Regions from separate parts of the Mus musculus genome. Here region 2 is linked to region 1. A link is a loop called in an ENCODE intact Hi-C map of the cell type or tissue named here. Cell type or tissue: heart. All regions are shown on one strand. Region 1 overlaps Duoxa2 (dual oxidase maturation factor 2). Region 2 overlaps Sord (sorbitol dehydrogenase).

Region 1 (2,500 bases):
GACTGCTGTGTATTCTGCTTGGCCTGGTCATGGCAGTGGCCCACAGGATGCAGCCTCACAGACTGAAGGCTTTCTTCAACCAGAGTTCAGAGGACCCAGTGCTGGAGTGGGGCTCTGAAGAAGGAGGACTCTTGAGCCCCCACTACCGGTCCATAGCTGAGAGTCCTGAGACCCAGGACATTCCCATGTCAGTGGCTTCCTCTGAGACATGTTTTAAGGAGGAACACCCCAAAGAGTCCGACTGTTCCCTGTAAAGCTCTTCTCCTGGTAGCCACTGAGTTTCCAGACTGCCTCCAGACATTATTGGAGCCCCACAAAACCAGCAGAACTGTCCAGGAAGTGGGTTTCAGTTGTATCATGTTCAGTTGTAATATGTATCCAACTTGTTGATGTAACAGAATAATATACACAGCCTACTAATGCAAAAAAATAAATGAACAAAAGTGCTAAGGCTCTGAAGAGATGTCAGACATGCCCAGAAACCGTTGTCGTGGTGACAGCACAGGGGTGGCTATGTCTGCACAGCATCAACCTTCTTGAAAGCTTTGCCTCGTCAAGGTGCCAACCTTCCACTCATAACAAATACATTGGGCATCCTCAGCATCCATCTCTTGCCTTTGGGGGGTCTGAGCCCCTTTCTTTCTTTTTCCAATTTTCACAGCTTTTGTGACCTCTGGGTCCACATTAGCTGGAGAACAAACATCGTGTTCCAGTTTTAACATTAACAGGCTATGTGCCACACTCTTTTTGACCTTTAGTCCCGAAATATGCTACGTAAGCTTATAGAACTCGAGAGGAAAAAAAAACTGTTTAAAAAAAAGTCCCAGGGTAGGTATAATGTGTATAAGTACTTTGCCTGATTGTATGTCTGTGAACCACTTGCACGCAGTGCCTGCAGAGGCCAGGAGGGGGCATTGCAGACATGCCCTGGAACTGGAGTTACAGGAACTGGCCATGTGGGTACAAAGACCTCAATACCAATACCTGAAAGGGCAGCTAGTGTTCTACCACTGAACCATCTCTCCAGACCCCAGGATTTATATTTTTATGCCTTGTTGACCTCTCTCTTAGCTCTCAAATACAAACATAAAAGAAGACAACCTGAAAGAATTTGCGAATGAACGCCAAAATCCTAATCTTCCCCAATACATTCAGTGTGGCTAGTAGAGATTTGGGTAGAACGTAACCCACCACCCGTTGGAGGAGATGCCTGCCAGTTCCTCTCAGATCTCACTAGAGGGCGCACCTCCCCCAGAGCCCTACTGTGTTTCTCAGGCTTCTCAGCACCTGAATGTACATACAGTACTAGGCTCTTACTAGCCTAGAGGAGTTTCTCAAGGTTGTAGCTCCAAATGGCCAAGAGAAGCCAAGGAAATTGATGGGCATGGGAATTTTGAAGAAAAAAAAAGAAACAAAAAAGTTTATTTACAGTTCTCCTGAGAAATCCATTCTCTAGAGCAAAGGCACATGGGGTGCCCCCTTGTCGTCCCGCAGGGACAAGCAGTTCTCCAGACTAAGCTATGCTCCTGGCACGCGCTCTTAACACAGTCTTCAGGTCTATGGGGTCCCAAAGAGGGGTAGAAATCCGGAGTCAGTTATTTTCACAGGAGAGTGGTAATATTTAAGTCTGGACTCTTCAACTGTTCGTGTTGCGGGTTGTTGAGGGTGAGAGGTGAGTTTCCTTTAGCCTGGTTGCTACAGTCTTTGACACTTAGATCCAGAAAGGAGCGAAGGGCGCTGGGCCGAGTATAGTGGAGAATCACCACCGCCCCTCCGAGGAGGAGGCTCAGGATGCCTGCACCGGAGGGAGGAAAGACAGAGGGACTCAGGGATGCAGGCTCTCATTGCCAGGATTTGGAGCCCATCCCTGGAATTTCCTACACGCACAACCCTCAGAAAGAACTGACATGTATTTCACGATGCACGAGTTTTCATGCAAACCCGGGCAAGATACTGAACCCTTCTGAGCTAGCTCTTCTCAACCGTAAAATAACAGTGTCGGCCCACCTTCTGCCTGCTACGGAGACGAACATATTAAATAAGAGAACCCATTCTCTAAACCGGAGAGCGTCCATCCCATACACACCCCGGTCACCACCAGGTAAGCATCCGTCGGTACTCACCGGTGGCCAGCGTGAGCCAAAAGGAGGCGCCGTAGTAAGGCGTGAGGACGGCGGAGCCCAGGCGGAAGTGGCAGAGCGGCACGCTGGAAATCGAGGCGAAGGCGAAGACACCGAAGAGCGTGAAGGCACCGGTGGTGAGCAAAGCCAGGCCTCCGTAGAGTGGGGCGGGCATGGAGAGCAGCGCATTGGCGATGATCCAGAAGCAGAATGCCACCCTGCGAGGGACCAAGGCAGCGCTCCATGAGCGGGAGTTCCCTGACCAGGACTGCTGGCGGTGTAGAGGAACCGTCCCCAACCCCCACCCCGGGAGAGCTGGGTCCTGAGCCTCCCCTCCCAGCCCCTCGGCCTCCCCCCTCCTATAGCTGGGACGTGAATTC
Region 2 (2,500 bases), 58 kb after region 1:
AGAAGGCAACACAAATTGTTTACCATGGCTACTGTAGGCCAGATCAAACTTCCAACTCTGCCTTACACAGCCCAGAGCTTACAGATGAGAAAGAAACCTGAGGCTAGGGTGGTAGGAAACTTGGTCAAGATCCTGCCACCAGACAGAGAGGATTAACCAGGGCTCAGCCCAGCTGTACCTGACATCTATACCAGTTTCCACTGTACCTGGTGCAGTCCTGAGGAAATGACCTTTCTTCTGTCAATCATGTAAGGCGATTGCTAGGTGGACCCCATACAGAGTGCCCTGATGGGTCTCTGATTAAAGCTTTCCTGGCCAGTGAGATGGTTTGGCAGGTTAAGGGGGGCTTTGGGACAAGCCTGATTACCTGAGTTTGATGCCTGGAACCCACATGCTAGAAGATGAGAGCCAACTCACAAGTTGTCCTCCACATACCATGTTTCTTCTCTCTCTCTCTCTCTCTCTCTCTCTCTCTCTCTCTCTCTCTCTCTCTCTCAGATACACACACACACACACACACACACACACACACACACACACACACACAGAGTGAATAAATATGTTTTAAAAAGAAAGCCCGTGCCCCAGGCCTGGCTCAAGCCACTTGCTCTAGGCAGCCTCACAGCATCAATGCATACTGACAGCAGCTAGGCTAAACCCGCCTCAACACTATCATGCTCAACAGCAGATCCAGTGCCTGGCTGCAAACCAAGCCTGCAGCCTTCCCCAAAGGCGTCCACGTAAGGTCTAAACGCTTTCACTTCAGACCAGCAGACTCTCTTGTGGGGAAAAGTTCAGGGCTAATTAAACTTCTCCAGAGGGGAAAACCCAGTTCACGTGCTAATGCTGAGAGGCACAGAGCTATGGCGTCCATTGGGTTATCCCATGCTAGGTGCTCTACCGGCACCATCACTTCAGCTTCCGAGGCTCCACAGCCTAAGAATGAAGAATTGAGATAGTTACAACCTGCCCTGCAGCTGCAGGGGCTAAGCAGAGGATGACCACTACTGGAGACCAGGAAGGAGGCACCGACTTGGGTGAGGGGGAAAAAAACATTCAAAGTAATTGAGGCACTTTTCATTTTGCTTTGGGGGAGTGGTTAGGTTTTTTTGCTTGTTTGTTTGTTTGTTTTTGTTTTTGTTTTTTCCTTCACAGTAATTTAAAGAAGGAAAAAAAATCCATTTTTAAAGAAATCACCACCTTAGAACCGCTATCACCAAATCTTTCTCAAAGAAGTCTCAGGTCCCATGTTTGATATTAACTAACACCCTAGATTGTTATGTAAACTTATGTTTCTGTTATAGCAGATACAATTTTAACTTCAACTAAGGTGCAATCTAATGAACCAGTTTTGTTTCTAACTTGGAACCTCACCCACCCTCCGTACTAATGGTCTCAGCAGACAAACCCCAGGCACTTATGTCTCCACATTCTTCCTATCTCTGCTTCCAGCCAGGGCAAGCTGCCCTTGCCGAATCACACACAAAGGTGCAGTGACTCTTCTGGACACCAGAGGGTGCTATGCTGATAGTCTGTTTACTGTTGCGTGGCAGAGGACATTGAACACTTCATTCTTTCCACCATTTCCCTCCCCTCTCTCCCCACACTCTCTCTAGAGGTGACCTTTAAGCTGTCCCTCCTCCCAAATGCTGGTGATACAGCTGAGTGCCACGACACCAAATTTTTGTGGTGCTGGAGAAAGAGCCCAAGGCTTTGTGTATACAAGGCAAGCAACAGAGCTAGAGTCCTCAACAACCTCTCCCTACCTCTTGGTGACTTCACTCAACTGTGGCTCAGTTCTGCCTCCCTCTCTCTGCAGGGGGCATGCCACTGGGCACAAGACCTTATTAAGATCAACCCTTGGTAACTGGAGAGCCAGCTCAGCAGTTGAAACTGCTTGATGATCTTGCACAGGACCAGAGTTCAGGTTCTGGCATCCATGTTAGGCTGTTTACAAATGCCTATAGCTCCAGCTCCAAAGGATCCAACACTTTCTGGCCACTGCAGGGACACATATGCACACACATACACACAAATATGAACTGCCCTGTTTATACCTAAAAAAAAAAAAGTTCTCACAGCTGGTAAGCATATACCTATAGCCCCAGTTTTAAGGAAGCTGAGGCAGAAAGATCTAGTATCTTAAGATAGCTTGAAGTAGACAGCAATATTGTCTCAAAACAAATAAGCCTTAACCTTGTAAATACTAAGAACCAGTGTGGGTCCCCAGCCCCGGCTTTACCAGGCTACCACAGACCACTGAACACCAAAAGGTGGTGGTGGTTGGCCGCCCTGTTTACCTAATCTCCTTTTCCATCTCAGATTTCCTACATGCTTTCCTAAGCTTTCCTCATCTCCTCATCTCTCAGGGTTCTGAGGGCTGTGCTCAGGGGTAGAATGGATGCCTAAAAATGGTGAGAACAGGCAGGCAGACCAATGTACCCATGCATGCATGGATGCACCCATGCATATCTCTCTCTCTCTCTCTCTCTCTCTCTCT

What was found. Peaks named below come from ENCODE experiments on the same cell type or tissue, not always from the same donor. Only the 100,000 strongest peaks of a DNase experiment are listed, where the experiment ranks them.
Region 2: it touches region 1 in a loop (2.2-fold over the local background); 5 of 42 quality-filtered maps call a loop at or near these places.

The regions. Positions count from the first base shown.
Region 1 is chr2:122,301,499-122,303,998 of GRCm38, reverse strand. It overlaps Duoxa2 (dual oxidase maturation factor 2), which reads right to left. Exons shown (of 6, transcript NM_025777.2): 5 at 2,124-2,338; 6 at 1,114-1,795. The coding sequence ends at 1,602. It overlaps Duoxa1 (dual oxidase maturation factor 1), which reads left to right. Exons shown (of 10, transcript NM_001305262.1): 10 at 1-450. The coding sequence ends at 254. Among named protein-coding and RNA genes, the nearest start is that of Duoxa2, 3.8 kb to the right of the region's middle. In heart, CTCF peaks have their summits at 931 (motif pointing right) and 1,210 (motif pointing right); no DNase peak of the experiment used is centred here; H3K4me3 peaks cover 805 bases; H3K27me3 peaks cover 2,400 bases.
Region 2 is chr2:122,243,058-122,245,557 of GRCm38, reverse strand. All of the region lies in intron 1 of Sord (sorbitol dehydrogenase), which reads right to left. Among named protein-coding and RNA genes, the nearest start is that of Sord, 9.5 kb to the right of the region's middle. In heart, a CTCF peak has its summit at 1,508 (motif pointing right); a DNase peak (open chromatin) is centred at 1,527; H3K27ac peaks cover 400 bases.